Regions from separate parts of the Homo sapiens genome. Here region 2 is linked to region 1. Evidence: chromatin loops called from intact Hi-C (ENCODE). Cell type or tissue: HepG2. All regions are shown on one strand. Each heading gives the region's core, and the rest is flanking DNA. Links, peaks and the distances in the headings are about the cores only.

Region 1 (8,390 bases), core at 60-8,059:
AAATTAAAACATGTACAGAACCAGTTTTCCCTCCACAGTGCAAGCAAGTTCCAATCTCTTTTCTTTTGTCAACTTTTTGATGTTACAGAGAAAATATTGCAACAAAAATATGAAATGAAATGTAATTTGCTTTATTGCAAATTAAATTTGTCTAGCTATGATTAGTGTAAGTGTGCATGTTTTACGTTGGTGTCATTGAAGAGCACATATTTTGTGTTTTACTCTTTTCATTTAATATGGTATGATAAACACAAGTCCAGATATTGATGTAATTTACACTATTGTCATTTTTAATAGTCTAGAATGATTGTTTCCAATCTTTTGCTATTATAACCAATGTTTATATCAATCTATTTAAAAAAACTACCATTTTCCTCTTCAGATTATTTCTGTGAGGTGTATTTTCCAAAATGTCAAAGAGCATAAGCAATTTTATAGCTCTTATTTCAGCTTACTTGTATTCTCCAAAAAACAAATTGAATCATTTACAGAAACATCAGCAATTGATGGATGTAATTACATGAGCTGCTTAGAATAACCTTTGAGTTGCAATGTAAACTTTAAGTTGGATGAATTTGCATTGTAACTGCTAGTGACATTATGCATTTTTCAAGTAAGAATTTAAAATTTGTGTTTTCTTTTGCATAACATAGTATTTCTCAAAACGTGGTCTGTGTAATACTTTCTCTCCCTCCCCCTCTCCCTCACCCCTACTCCATCTCTATCCCTTTCTCTATCTCTTAAAATCTCTCTGAATAAAATTATATTGCATTCATTTTATGTGGCAAGCACTTCAGTTAGAGACAGGATGTTCTAATAAAGAGAAGAGGGGCAAGGTCCCACCCCTCATGGAGCTTTCATTGCAGTGAGGAGATGCTACACATACATACACATACACGTACCCATACACAGAGAGAAAATTTCATAGAACGTTCCATGAAGAAAACAGTACAGAGGCATGCGGGTGAGCATGCTGGATGGAGGAGTCGTTTTAGAATAGCACATCAGAGAAGGCCTCACTGGGGAGGAGACATTTGAGCTGAAAACTGAATAACAAGAAGGCCAGCCTGTGAAGATCTTGCAGAAGAACCTTGCAGGCAGAGGGGACAGCAGACAGAAGAACATCCAAGGCAAGAATGAATGAATGTACATGGTGGTTAAAGAACAGAAAGAAGGCCAGTATGGCTGGAATGTAGTTAACAAGGAAAGAAGAAGTATCAAGTGCCATCGGAGAGAATAGGCCAGGGCCAACTGTGCATTGGCCTTGCACGGTTGGGAATGTGAGGGACAAAAAGGAGTACTGAGGTTAGGTAAGTTGAAGCATCACTGGGTTGGTGAAAGCCAGGCAGGTTTCTTACTATGGGATTTCTCGAAAACTTTAAAATATAATGCTCATTGTAAATTTTCAAGTCAGTAATACAGATCACAGCATTTTCCAAATACATTTCATCATGACATCCTTTTTTTCAGAAACGAGCTCTTGAGACTGTTGTTTCAAGGAAAATGCGTTGGGTTACACAGGTCAAAAACAAAAACAAGCAAGGGCTGGTAACCTATAGCTTTCAGGCCAAATCCAGCCTACCACCTGTGTTTTACCATCTGTGAACTAAGAATAGTTTTACATTTTTAAACAGTCTTTAAAAATCAAAAGAATATTTCACAGCAAGCAAAAATTATATGAAGTTCAAGTTTCCGTGTCCATAAAGTTTTACTGGGACGCAGCCACATGCATTTGTTTACTACTCTCTATGACCAGTTTTGTGCTAGGACTGGTAGAGTTGAGTAGTTGCCACAGAGGCCTATGATCCATAAGGCCTAAAATATGGACTATCTGGCCCCTTATGGAAAAAGTTTGCCAACATCTGGTCTAGAGCATCTGTTGTTACTTTAACTGTAAATCTTCATATGACCTGGGATTATAGCCATAATTTATACATTTTATAGTAAATATTTATCAAGTACTCATCATGTTTCATACTCTGGTTTTTGCTTTTTACATTTGTTTTTATTACATTTTGCTATAATTTTTTTTAAAATTCTACTTATCAAACCTAGTTTCTTTAAACTTCTGATAACACCCTCAATTTCATAAGTAGTCTGAATGTGTGTGTTTATTTGATAGATTTGGATACTAGGCAATTCAATTTTCCCATACTTAAAAATAGAGCTTCCTATACTTAAAAATATGATTAGCTCTTTAATATGTTTAGACATTTCTGAAGTTTAGTGTAACATACACATCTATATTAAATCACTTTTGCATGCTATCTATTTACCAAGTATCATTTCTTAGTAATTCTTATAAGCCTGTCTTGCTCCTAGTGTGTCAGATGTTAAATTCTAATCGTATTTTAAATATATTTCTGAACTATCTGCTTATCCACTGATCTATTTTTTTAATGATAACCTAATAACAAAGACTTTTAAAAATTGTCATTTTGTACACATCTGCCAAGACAAGGAGACTATTGTTACCTTAAAATTTGGGGACATATTCTTCCCCATTTGTTGGTCCATGTGACTATCTTTCAAGTTCCATTAAATATGTTTAAAGAAATTTTAGTTAGTGTTGCATTAAATTAACCTAGGAAGCATTTTCTTCTCATTATAATATAATTTTCCCACCAATGGCCAGATTTTTGTCTATGTACATATCCATATCTTTAAAACAAAACAAAACAAAACAAAAAACTTTCCCAGCATTATAACACAGAGATAGAATGAGTTCTTTTTTAAAAAATTTTGTGGGTACATAGTAGACATATATATTTATGGGGTACATGAGATGTCTTGACACAGGCATGCAATGCATAATAATCATGTCACAGAAAATGAGGTATCCATCCCCCTAGGCACTTATCCCTTATGTTACAAAAATCCAATTACACCCTTTTAGTTATTTTTAAATGTACAATTATTATTGCCTATAGTCGTCCCGTTGTGCTTTCAAATACTAGGTCTTATTCATTCTTTCTAATTAATTTGTTTGTACTTATTAACATCTCTCATTCTCCTCCATGGAATGAATTCTTTATAAATGCATGTTTATGTTAGTAAAAACTTCGCTATTTAAAATTCTGTTAGGGGAGATAAATTCTGTCAAAATTCTATATTTAATTATAGATATACAACCTAAATACATTTTCACTGTAAACTATTCTAGGGAAAACAGAAGACCCCTCCTGATTCTCCCCTACCCCATCACATACCGAACACAGAGCCCTGCTTCTCCTAGAGAAGCCTAGAAACTTTGTCAATGGGCTGAATAATGCAGAATAGACCACAGACCATTTTGTTTTGCTTGCTGTTCCCATCCGCCAACATTTTCCTAAATTTACTTTTCTTCGGGTCACTATGACTTGTTATATAACATTAGTGATCTTAGGGAGATATAGCTAGAATTATATTCTCCCACAAATGCTCAAAATGTAAGGTTATCTTCCAGCAGCTAAACTTTTGTATTTTTACAATTGCCCCTTCTTATCAATAGGGCTTATTAAACGTCCAGTTTCTTCCCTCAGATCCCTGTGACTAATCTCCCAATTTGGAAAGAATAGACACTTAAAAGTAACTACCAGTTGATTCCATGCTAATTAGGACCCCGGATTGTTCAATCTTCTAGAATGCTGAAAAGTCCCCTTTATTTACAGTGTTGGGTCTCTAAGGTGGAGCATATTTGGTTAAAATAAATTATGAGCTAGTTCTTGAGAATTGCTAAGTGACAAGCAAATAAACAATAACCTACACACAGTGTAGGCCCTCAGAGACTGTGATTTAAGTGCATAGATGAGTTTGGGTGGAATAAGCAGGACAGCCAAGTGGGAAACATAATACCAAGGTAAATGTGTATAATTCCCATGCAAAGTGTCACGAATCTATTAAAAAGCACCTCCCTGATTTATTAAAAATAAAAAGTGATGCCTGTAAAGGGGAAGAGGGATGTTGGTGGAGTCTGCTGTTTGCTTTTCTGGAGTCTTCACCTGCAAGTCTACACTAACTTGCCAAAACAAACAATGTTAGCAAAACTGTCCTCTCAGCAGCTATATACTAAATCCTACAACTCTTCTATCCGGAAAACCTGGTCAATTTCAAGATAGATAATGAGCAAAATAGTCTGACGTTTTGGGGTTTAGGGGAGGGGAAAGGTTGATCAAACCCACTTACCACATTGCTGAGTTTTGAAAGACGTGGGAAAAGTGACTTTCCTTGTTAACAATCCCCCACCCCCTCCCTCGAGCTAAATGGAATGCTTTGCTATGCAAATAACAAGTCTGATCTCAGAGGAAGTAAAAGACTCAGGATAGTAAAAGGAACTCACCTTTTGGAGGTAAATTAACTCTTCTAAGGCACCATTGAACAAATTACTTCTCCATGCTCTAAAAATTCTCTTAGTGCCCTAAAACCTCAAAATCGCCTGAGATTAATTTGCTCCTTCGAGGGTCAGGCCTCATAAAGAGTGAGTCCCACTGGAAAAACATCTTTTGTCTGCCCTTGTTAAGGTACACAAAAGAAGCATGTGGAAATCACTCAGCAACTCGACATTTGTGGCTGACCCCAACCAACTGGAATCTGAAGGTTGAAAGTGTCAAGGTCAGTCTGAACCTAGTAACCTAGCTGTTTGAATAGGTTTCAATTTGGTAATTACTGTATTTAGATAATTCTGCCTCCCTTTCCCACTACCCTTCATTACCAAGAAAACCAGTGCAAAAAATCAAAGCATGAAAATGAGAGACGCACATTGAGTCAAATAGGAAATTGCTCAACTCAGTGGCTTCTGAGTGCATGAGACAGAGACCTTTTAAGCATGTCCTTCCTTCCCCAGGTTGCAACTGACTTTCTCCAGGGAAGGAATATATTCCCAAGTTGATCAAATCGTGTGGATGCAAGTCTTCCAATGTGCTCAGTCAACAAAAATGTCTGAGCCTGGGATGTCAGGTAACCCACTTTTCAGAATACTTAAATCACACAAAGGAGCATTCTGTTTAGTACTGGGACCACAATGCTTAAGCTGAGCCTTAAGAAGTCAGTAAGAATCTTAATAAGATTTGGACATGATGCCCACAGCCCTGATACTATGTCCAGGCAGCTTAAAATTGCTTGAGGTTAAACATTTAAGTTTTATACCCAGCCAACTTTCTCACAAAGGAGTGGAGGTGATCCACACTGACATATGTATAAACCATACATTTAGGATTTAACATATGTTAAGGTTATAATATTAATCCGAAATTAAGAAAAACAGAACACAAACGCTATAGGAAAACATAAACATATGAACAAAGACTAGAAGAAAACAAAAACCTAAGTAGTTGTTTTAGGAGGATGGGATTGTAAGTAAACTCGCTTTCTCAAAAAGGAATCTGAATGTCATTTTACTACATTTTAGAAACAATAGAAGGAAAAAGTTGTGTATATCCAGCTGGAAGGAAACATTGCAATTGGACATTAAATGCTTGGGTCTGAGCTTTCTGGAGCTAAGTTAACACTTTGGGTTATGTAGCTTTTACTGACCAATCAAAGAAGGTGTATAAGTCAGTTCTCAAAAGATAGACATTTTTCTACATTTGAATTATAAATGAATTCAGGGAACATTGGGTGTAGCCTTAACCATACCACCCCTCATCTCTTTCTCTCTTGTAAGGTCCATATCTTTGGCCTCTTTGCCTAGGTCCTACCTCAGAAACAAACTGCTTTGAAAACCAAATGACAAGGATTAAAAGATTAAATCAGCATGAAGCTTGAGTTGAACACAGTTGTACATTTTCTTAACCCAATCATGGACAACTATATGCAGGATGGAATCACTTGCTGGTACCTTAGGGAGAGAGAAATAATTACAGGACTAAACTATTGAGTCTAGCCAATTAAAATCTCAATCAGTGTGCTTTAGACTGTTTAGAGAATTATCTGCTGATGAGGGCTTCAGTTAATAAAACTGGAAAAAACATATTGCTAAAGTAACAGTAATGAAATTTTGCAAAACTAGAATCTACTTGCACCAGGCTACCAGGTTCCAGGATTTGGGGTAGGGAACTTTGTAGTCATTTAAAAATATTTTTGCTAGAAATCAAGCTATAAAAAGTTAAAAGATCAATGAGATCTTTTCTTTAGAAAATGTGGCAAAACTGACTGAAAGCTGGACTTCAGAAATTCTCATTAGTAACACAACGCAGCAAATTATTCTTCCATCTTGTCTTCTTTTCCTCAAATTTCACATTTTTGAGGTAAACATTTTGGAATCCGACAGTATTTTCTGAATTGTTTGTTCTGAACAGCATACTATAACTTTTATATTTTCACTTAGTTTATAAAGAATATTTTGAAGAGCGAGCGAAAGCAGAAACAACTGGAACTTGCTGCAGTTAATGCTTTAAATAAAGTGACTTATGAATGGTAATTTCAAATGGCTTCCAAGCTGAAAAAAAATTTTAGATTTTTTTCTAGAATTGACTCAAAGTTGCACACCTTGAACTTTTGACTCCTTTTTCAAAATAATTTCTGTGTGTTTTTTTTTTAACATTAGAGCAATTTGACATTTTTCCTAAAATCAGCCACTTTTCTCCACTGGTGAGCATTGCAGTTCTGTTTATTTATTCTGCCATTAGGTGCTAAATGCATAGGGAAATGAGATCCTTGCAATCCCACCTAGACCACATTTCTAACCACTCTGAATTTAATTTCCAGTTATAGTTTTCAGAATTGTGCTAGTTTGTATCACAAGGTAAGCCTGAATAACTTTGCATCAATTCTAATTTGGCAGTCCACCAGTTATCCTAAATTCCCCTAGGGAATACTAATAACCTTCTGATTCCCAGGTAATGTAAGGTCACCAACGTTGCATTTGCATTATTCTTTTCCTTTTCAAAAGAGAGTATGTGAATAGTTTGTAAAATTGGTTTTGTGTTGAAGCAAAAGTATCTTTGATGACAAATAGTTCGGAGACCTGGGCCTGGGATAAGCTTTATGCTCCTGGCTCACCTTTGGAGAGGGAGTGGGGGCGGGCACGGTGAGTCCCCGGTCCAGAGGCCCTGCGGAGGTCAGCTGAGGTGCTGTCATTATGTATCATGGCTTGGCATCTCATTTCTGAAAGCAATCGTCCAGCTCCACTCTTGCACACCCGTGGCCTCTCCCGTTCACCTCCGTCCCCCGACTGTTGGGGAGCGGGGCCCTGGCTGCAGTTCAGCTGGGACCCAGGGCTCTCCGTGTCCCCAAGGGGCCCAAGACAGCGGCTCAGCCTTCAGGGCCAGTCTGCAGGTCCGACCCTCACCCAGCGGGCCTGTTTCCCACTCGCCCACGTCCCCGCTCCCATTGAGTCACCCCCATATGCAGGCCCACTGTGAGCTCGGAGGCAGGAGAGCCTCGCTCCCTAATTCCCGCTCTCTGCCCCCTACAGAAAACCCCTAAAGGTCTCGACCCCTCTTAAGCCCCTCCACCCCGGGGAGCCTTCCCCTGCAGACTCCACGCTTCTGCGCGGCCTTTTGACCCCATTTCGCATGAAATCTGCAGAGCGACCGCCCCAAGGACCAGCGAGCGCTAATCAGATCCGTCTGTGTCTGCAGAGCTTCACCTGAGGCCTGGGTCCCCGAGGGCGGATGAGCGGGCCGGCTCTCGGGCCCGGGCTGGGGGACCCGCAGTCCGCGGTCGGCGGGGATGGGGAGGGGTGGCCGCCTGCCGCGCGGCTCCCGCGGGCCGTCGCCAGGTGCACGGTCCCCCTGGTCCCCCGCAGGGAGGACGCCCCCTGGTGCCCCCGCCGCCGCCGGGCCTGGGAGCTCCAGAGCGGGCGGGAGGCGGGGTCGGCGGGGCTGGATCTTGACGCCAGTCCAAGGCCGGGTGACTACTGGGGTCTGCCCGCGCCGCGGACGCGCCGAGCCCTCTCAGTGTGGCGCTGCCCGGCGGCGAGGGGGGTGTGGAACGAAGCACGGTCAAGACAGAAAACAAAGTCAGCAGGTCACCTGGCAGGTTCTGGGCGAATTATGCAACGAAAGCAGGGGAATGTTTGATGCGTCCCACTCCACACCCCCCCAACCTTTTTTTTTTTTTTTTAAGCTCCTAGGAAGCCGGTTCCAGTTTAAGGGTTGGGTAGGGATCGACCAAGCAGCTCCTCTGATGTGGTTACGACTTTGCCGAACTCCTCAAGGGCGAGCTTCCCTCCCCATCTTTCTTTCAGTAATAGGAACATTACTCTGGAGAAAAAAAAAAAAAAAAAACATGAATGGGGTGAAATGGTAGGCTTGATCCAAAAGCAACGCCGAGAATCACCCTACGACTTCCGTCAGGTACTGAACTGAATATTAGGCAAAAATAGTAAATGCCGAAACCTAAATCACACACATCCAATTTTTTTTATTTTTTTTTTAATCTCCCCGGGTCTCAGGACTAAGCTTTCAAAC
Region 2 (8,390 bases), core at 178-8,177, 61 kb before region 1:
CAGATGCTGGAGAGGATGTGGAGAAATAGGAATGCTTTTACACTGTTGGTGGGAGTGTAAATTAGTTCCACCGTTGTGGAAGACAGTGTGGCCATTCCTCAAAGATCTAGAACTAGAAATACCATTTGACCCAGCAATCCCATTACTGGGTATATACCCAAAGGATTATAAATCATTCTGCTATAAAGACACATGCACACGTATGTTTATTGTGTCACTGTTCACAATAGCAAAGACTTGGAACCAACCCAAATGCCCATCAGTGATAGACTGGATAAAGAAAATGTGGCACATATACACCATGGAATACTATGCAGCCATAAAAAAGGATGAGTTCATGTCCTTTGCAGGGACATAGATGAAGCTGGAAACCATCATTCTCAGCAAATTAGCACAGGAACAGAAAACCAAACACCACATGTTCTCACTCATAAGTGGGAGTTGAACAATGAGAACACATGGACACAGGGTGGGGAACATCACACACTGGGGCCTGTTGTGGGGTGGGGGGCTAGGGGAGGGATAGCATTAGGATAAATACCTAATGTAGATGACGGGTTGATGGGTGCAGCAAACCACCATGGCACGTGTGTACCTATGTAACAAACCTGCCCATTCTGCACATGTATCCCAGAACTTAAAGTATAATTAAAAATAAATAAATAAATAAAAATTTTTATTTTTAAAACACTATTCTGAATGCTGTGGAGAATATATGGAGTTGGGTGTAAATGGAAGGCATGAGAAAGGATGTGGAAATGCTGGTTAGAAGGCTGTAATGGCAGTCCAGATGCTACTAACCCAGGTGTGGTTAAGAGTTAGCAAGAATTTTAAGTTTCCAAATCTACCCTTATCTTCTATTAAATGTATTTCCATTAAATGTGCTTACTTTATTAAAAAAAGAAAAAAGAAGAAGAAGAAAGAAAGAAAGAAAGAAAGAAAGAAAAAGAAAAGAAATCATCTTGTGCACGTGAGGCCAGACTCTCGCTCTCCACAGCAAACTGCAAGCCCAAAATCCTTTTTCTCCTAACTTCATTCAAAAAAATAAAAAAGAAATTTGGAGGAGACTGGGTCTGTGTCTGAGTGTAACTTACTCCTATTTAGGAATTGAGCAATGTTCTCTCTGAGCCTCCTCACCTCAGTTGTGTTTTTATTAAGTGTGTGCCTCCAGAGAAATACTAGATGTCTTTGCCTTTATTTTAGTGGTTTACATGATGCTGGGCTACGGGCAGGGAGGTGAACTCACTTGACCTCAGGCATCACGTGACTGATATTGCTTTGGTTCAATTGTTGTCTGGGAGGGATTAGGGATTGGGTGTGACATAACAATATTAATGAAAACAATGGCCATTTAGTTTATATAGATTCTTTCTTCCTGTGATTTCAAAGCAAATTTCAGGCTTAATACAAATGACATTGGAAAGGAACAAGTTGAAGACTTGGCAACGGTATCTTGCAAGAGAATTCATTCAGTAAGCACGCCCAAGCACCCACCACCCTCGGGATGTTGTGGTGCACGGAACAGTCACAGACCTGCCTTCTCAGGGCTCACCATTCTGTGTTCTTTCTGGTGACACTCACTTTTCCTACATTGGTTTTTTTTTTTCCCCAGTCAGGTATTATGAGTTTCGTACAACATCAGACTCAGCGATCTATATTCTTTAGTAGATCATTTCCAGTTTCCTCAACAGAGTTTGTCAGAGAAGCCTGGGTCTCAGCTCAACGAAGGCATGCTCTTGGAAAAAAAAAAAAAAAAATCAAATTAGTTCCAAAAAAAAAAAAAGTCTTTCGGGACCAGAGTCAGTCAATAATACTTAGTGGGGATGAGAGGGGCACATAGGGAAAGGGGTTACGTATTTACAAAGCCCTTTCTCTTATCAGGCACTCAGTTAAGGACTGGGAGAGTCAGTCTGTGTAACGCTGAAGCCCACCCCGAGTGGGACCTTCCGGAACCACCCTCTGCCTAGTGCGATTACCTCACTTCCCTAGGATGTCTGCTCATTTGCTGTTCCCAGCATCATTTCTATATGAGCACCTTCCAGCCAAGTCAATTAAAAAAAAAACAAAAAAACTCATTTCCCATCTTTGAATGAATCCTGAGAACCATCAAATGCTAATGTTAAACACAGTGGAGCTGCAAATGTTTTAAGGGGGCAGATTGGGAAGTGAGGAAGTAAGGGTTAGCCATTAAGAGTAGACTCAGAAGTTGGGGGGTCATGACGACTTTGAGATGTGGCTCATTTACACAAACCAAAACACGAATCTGCTAAACACATCTGGGAGGAAAATAAGACGTGAAAGGCAGAGGAGGGCACAGAGAACAATAAAGGAGGGCTCTGTGGGTATTTTGCCCTTTCTGTTAGTTGAAAAGGGCACAAGTATGTAAAAATATATAACTCAAAGACCCCAAGAATTTGTTACCTTTAAGTTCAAGTGACCCTTCAACAGATTTTGCTGAGATTCTCTAAGGATTTATGCCTGTGCTCCACGAGGAACAAAAATGTTAATCCTGCTATATGAACCAGCGAAATATTTGTTCGGCATTTTCCTCCGTAACTGACTTGTAGACACCCCACCTCCCCATCCCAAGCCCCATTGTTTTTGCTTCTTTAGGCTTCTGCAGCCAAATATCTAGAGTCCCATCTCAAAACTCAGAGAGGAGTCCCCTCTCTAGTCTATATGTGGTCAGATCAACTATTTGGGAAAAAGTAATCACTTTTCAGAAATTCTCCACGTTTTAACCTATTATATTTAGAAAAGAGGCAATAAGAAAATTTCCAACAGCTCATGAGATCCAAACATTTTTCTTTCTTCACTGTTAAAGATTTATTTCAACCTGTTTTACGCAAAGATGAGTATTAAGAATCACAAAAACCTATCACTTCCTTAAATACCAAAAATTATTTTTCAATCCCCAACCTCCACTATGACATAATCTATATAAAAGGAAGGCAAGCCAAAGACATTCCAGAGGAAAAGTTAGCTCTGCACTTTTAATTATCTTCTGGTATTTCCTTTTTTTTTTCCCTTAAAAGGCTTAAATAAACTCACCAGTGTTTAATTTTTCTAGTGTTTCTCAAAATTATTGCTACAGCTTATTAAAATTGGGTAACATAATTTCTGTTCCCAGTTCTTCTCTGTGTCATCCAAATCCAACAAGAAATAAATAGTGTTGCTCTGAACAGAATTTTTTACAATGGATTGAATTTCATCTAAAAGCATGTAATTCTGCATAGCCAGAAGCAGTTTCTAATCTTTATATATAGGAACTTACAAGGGAAAGAATTCAAAGCCATGGGATTAAGTGAAAAATGTGAATGAAGAACCACAAGCCCCTGCTCAGCTGACACCAGAAAAGCTCTGTAATGTTTTCTGAGTTAATCATTGCTACGGGTGGGAAAAATTGTGGAATATGCCTAATAGGTCTTGTAGGTCATTATTTACTGAAATGCTACATTGGGTGGTTATTTCTTTTTAAATACTAATAACCTAGAAAGCCTGGCCTCATTCAGCAAGAGGGTCAGCACAGAGGCATCTGATTAGTGTCAAAAATGACTGCCTCTCTTTAGTAAAGGAATTTCCTAAAGGAAACATAATTCACAATGACAAATGTTGGCATTTTTAGAATTACAAACATTACCTACAACTTGAATTCAGGTTATGAACCCACTGGACAAAGTTCAGTGATTGTTTAGTAGCTAGCAGATGAGTTCCAGTTTAAAAAAAATGAGCACGTACGTAAAACTATAAATAAAGATAACAAAAGTCTCTAATACTCAAAATGAAAAGCAGTTTTGAGTTGTTTCCCAGTGTATATCTGAACTGACTCTTTCGGCTGTACTTTCTCAAACTTAATGAAAACTGGTAGTAGAAGGAGGGAAATGTCTGACACTGGCGAATAAAATTTTCCCATTCTAATTACTCATTTATTAAGCATATGAATTCAATTTCTTAGCTGCTTTTAGTTTGAGGGACATAAAAGTGTTGGTGTCCATTTCAAGATGATAAACTCGCCACTAATATGGTCACATGGCTGGGACCGGCTTGCTGCTCAACATTTTCTTCTTAAACAAAGACATACACAATAAGAAAATTACTTTAAAAACCATTACTTATATGTTTATAATTAACTTATTAGTAGACGTTACTGAAGAAAGAAACCCTTTGAAGTTCTCCTCAAGCATCTTTAGAGTCATCTGAGTGTCAACACACTCTATTTATGACACTCGTAATTTTAGAGGTACATTGTACACATGTAACATGCACAGGGTGTCTGCTGGCTTAAATACGTTCCTCTGGTAGATGATTATTTTACACATTGTCTGATATTGTAGATACAATGAACTATGTGGTTCAGAAAATTGTATGCATCTTTTTTTCTTAATGTAAGAAAAATTTAAAATAGAACATATGAAATATTAATTGCAAACACAACACTTATAACTCCTATTTTATTATATATTGTGCATTTCTAATTGATATTTCAGCTAAAAAGCACCTTTGTGTGATATACTTTGTGCTCAGTATATTAATCAATTTTTATTTACTGTACAACTTCAAAACTATCTTAATATAATTTTTTTAACCAGAAAGGAATTTGAAATCTGAAAGATGGTTCTAAATATTTTATGTCTGCAACAATACAAAAGGGGAAGTTTTAATTCTTAAAACTCAAGAAACTATTGTAACTGAAATGAGAAACAGATAGATACTGTACATCAAACTTGTTCTCACAGGTGTGCTTTCTTAATGTTAAAATACCCGTGTGAATTTTTAGTTTCCCATAATGTAATGGGAGACAATAAATTCTGAAGTTACCCCATTTGCCTTTAGCCCTAACCACAGAAGAAGTAACCTCTTGTCTATTTAGATTTTCTGAGTATACCCACGTCCTTCTGTGTGTCATAGCAAAGCAAAGGTTTGTGTTGCGAGCCAGAGCTTATTGCAAGATCAAAGCTCTGGGCCACTCACAATAAAATAAGAGGGTAAAGCCCAAAGAATCAAAGAAACAAAGGAAACGTTTAGGAGATAAGGATCAGTCTCAGATATATGACATTTCATCCAGATCAGATCCTGTGCAGAAGTTCAATTCAAAGTTCATAAGACAAAAATACAAAGCAATAAGTTTGAAGACTTGGTTGATTCCCTTTATCTGCATGTCACTGATTCTGATTTTATTTCCATTTTTTAGAATCGGAGAATGCCATTTGCTGAATAATGGAACTCATCTCATGTTTTAAAATCCTATGTGCATATAAGGTTGTGTGCGGATACAAGGTTATTTTTTTCATTGAAGTACCTCCAACCTAAAGCTCAGAAACAGGTGTGATATAGCACTCCTATAAAAGGTAAAAAAAAAAGAGTTTAACTAAAATTCCATTCTCTGATTATTTTGCTCTATTGGGTTAATACTAATGGAAGTCTTTACAAAATGTTAAATACAATTTTTTAAGATAAATACAAAAATGACATATGCTTATGTCAAAATGACAAGTACTTAAATTTCAAATTTTCACAGGAAATAAAATATAGATAAATATGCTTTGGGAAGGTATTTCAAATACTGTATTATGTCAACTGATTTAATGGCTTACTGAATGAGTCACTTGAACACAGTTCTAAAGCATGTTAATTCTGTTCTAGAAGTTCAAAATATGTTTTTAGAATGTATAATTTTGATTATTTTACTGTATACCCAAATATTAAAATATTCTGAGCTGCATGTGAACAATAAAAAGTCATTTCACAAAATTTGGAAAAATCTTTCCAAGTCATTGTTTTTCAAGATTCTATATAGCTTTATGAAACAGAGTACTTCAATTATTTTTCATCTTACACAATTAAATCAACTTGAGGCCAGGTGTAGTGGCTCACATCTGTAATCCCAGCACTTTGGGCAATGTAGGAGGATCATTTGAAACTAGGAGTTGGAGAACAGCCTGGGCAACATAGCAAGACCCCATCTCTACAGATTTTTTTTTCATTAGTCAGGCGTGGCAGCACATGCCTGTAGTCCTAGCTACTCCAGAGGCTGAGGAAGGAGTATCGTTTAAACCGAGGAGTTCAAGACTGCAATGAGCTATGATTGTAGCATTGTACTCTAGCGTGAGCAACAGAATGAGACCCAGTCACTAAAATATTAATAATAATAATAAATACATAAATTTGAAAAGCTTAAAAGGTACATTTTATATTATTTTAAATGTATTTAAATAGCGTTAAATTTCATAGTTAAGTTTATGATTTAACAATCTTAGGTCGATTATAGAATAACATTTATAATCATTCAAATACAATTTTCTAATGGAATTTACATTGTCTCACAATTACAGCTGTGTAAATTGTTTTAATGTCTGGTATTAGTACAGGATTTCCATACCCAACAATGCAAAAAAAAAATCAAAGAATTCTGGTCTAAAATCAGTGCATACTGGACCCAAAGCATAGGCATAAAATTATTGTCCAGCTTAGAATATTTTGATCTGGGGCCTTAGATATTCCAATAAGTATTTTACAAATATCTCTTTGGTAACTCTGATATTTTATTAGTTTCAAAGAGGAAACTTTTACATAAAAAGCTAGTGTTGTCTGAATTGCCTATACAATCAAGGTATTGATCACAGCTATTGTTTATTGAATCACCGATTGTTGACAACCTGGCATGTACTGTGGTAAGGCTTTTGCACTGGTAAGCTCTAGTTGTAGGACAAACCTGAAGAGTGATCATGTTGCACCTAGTCTATAGATGAGATAAACTAAGTCCCAGAGAGATTTGATGATTCCTGGAATTACATGCTGGGCTTTGGCAGAGCTCCAGTTTTTTTCTATTCAAAAGTAGGGTTTCCTTCTCCATAATGTCACTACTCATGAAGAGTCTAAGAGTTTATGTCACTCTATGAACATAAACAATATAGGAGTTTCTGCTTTAGATACTCTGTTTCTTCTTAGATTAATGGTATTTTTTTTTCAAAAAAAAGAGTTATAGTAGAGACTAGCAGTAAAGATACAGACTCATGTCAAATTTATGTCTAAAACATTTATTGTAACTATTTGGAAGGCTATTTTATATGTAATTAGAAGGTTAACCAAACTCTCAGGAAGTCCATTACTGTATTAAGATAACCTCTTACAAACTCTCACCAAGTAAAACATGCACATACAGAAAGTTGCCAATAAAAAAAAACACACAAAAACCAAGTAGAGCTCAAACACTTCATTTGATTAAAAGTTTTCTTAACTAACTGGAATGTTTCCTTAGATTTTCTCTTTGGAATCTAAAGCTATATTATGAAATTGCTTTTCAATTCCCCATACGGTGATTATTTAATCATGCCTTTACCAGCTGTGAACATAGCTTCTCTCTGATAACAGTTTATTTTTAAAGGAAATTGTCTTTGAAGAAAATATTTTGATACTATGCAGCAAAATAAGAGTTCATTGGAAGAAAAAAAAAACAAAGATCACAAAAAGAATGACTTCTAGTTGGTCTGTGGGGGAAAAGGAGGAATAGCAGCTACATAAAGATAAAACAAAACCAGCCACTCACATGGGAGGAAACAATTGGCTTGTTCCACATAAACAAAACTGACTGGCAGCTCCTTTTTGCCATGTTCCACTGGGTGCCTTGATGTCTTTTAAACACAGTCAAATATCCAGACTCTGTGTCCTCTTTTTCTTTCACGACTCCCTCTCGGACCTCAATCCTGTCTTAAGTATGCCATATTGTGCCAGTGAACCTCAGATCTTACATATTTGAAAAGCTTCACTTTTAGGGATATAAATAGAGAAACCTCAACTTTGTCAGGAAACTGGCAGAAATCAGGTATAGGGGGACTCCCCAAGGCAGCAAAGGAACGGAAAAGTGGAGAGACAAAAATAAAGGAATTACTCTTCTTCTGTTCCCGTGTGCACACTCACTAGAACCATGGAATGGGGAAAAGTGGAAAGAAAAAGGCATTGACCAAGAAGAGGATGGGACCCCCATGTCGGGGAGTACAGAGGAAAGGAGACTTCTGCCAAGGTTGTAAGGCATTTTGGACTAGATCATTCTCTGCTCTAGGGGCTGTCCTACGCATTGTAACGTGTTTAGCAGCATTGCTGTCCCCTACCCCTCAGGTGTCATTATCACCTCGATCCTCAACCCTCATCCCACTCCACCCCCTCACTGTGACAAACAAAATTGTCTCTAGACATTGCCAAATGTGCCCTGGTGGGACCAAATCACCCCACTGAGAACCACTGCTACCAGTATGGAGAGGTGCAGAGCCAATCAGAAGTCAGTATCATCTCTTCAGCATCATTTCTTTGGTGTCCTGTCCCCAGCCCAAGAGACTGTCTCATTCTCATTCAACATTTATTAAGCATCTACTTTATTTCAGGTTCTGGGCTGG

Evidence for each region. Peaks named below come from ENCODE experiments on the same cell type or tissue, not always from the same donor. Only the 100,000 strongest peaks of a DNase experiment are listed, where the experiment ranks them.
Region 2: it touches region 1 in a loop (2.4-fold over the local background); 15 of 110 quality-filtered maps call a loop at or near these places.

The regions. Positions count from the first base shown.
Region 1 is chr14:53,939,126-53,947,515 of GRCh38, forward strand. No RefSeq gene overlaps it. Among named protein-coding and RNA genes, the nearest start is that of MIR5580, 5.2 kb to the right of the region's middle. RefSeq lists enhancers at 3,973-4,600, 4,601-5,227, 4,906-6,350, 6,691-7,223, 7,224-7,754 and a silencer at 7,725-7,774. In HepG2, for the core only: no CTCF peak of the experiment used is centred there; DNase peaks (open chromatin) are centred at 4,206 and 4,546; H3K4me3 peaks cover 881 bases.
Region 2 is chr14:53,877,990-53,886,379 of GRCh38, forward strand. LOC107984676 (a long non-coding RNA gene) reads right to left here. Exons shown (of 4, transcript XR_001750978.2): 3 at 1,582-1,735. Among named protein-coding and RNA genes, the nearest start is that of LINC02331, 31 kb to the left of the region's middle. In HepG2, for the core only: no CTCF peak of the experiment used is centred there; DNase peaks (open chromatin) are centred at 3,502 and 4,922; H3K4me3 peaks cover 843 bases.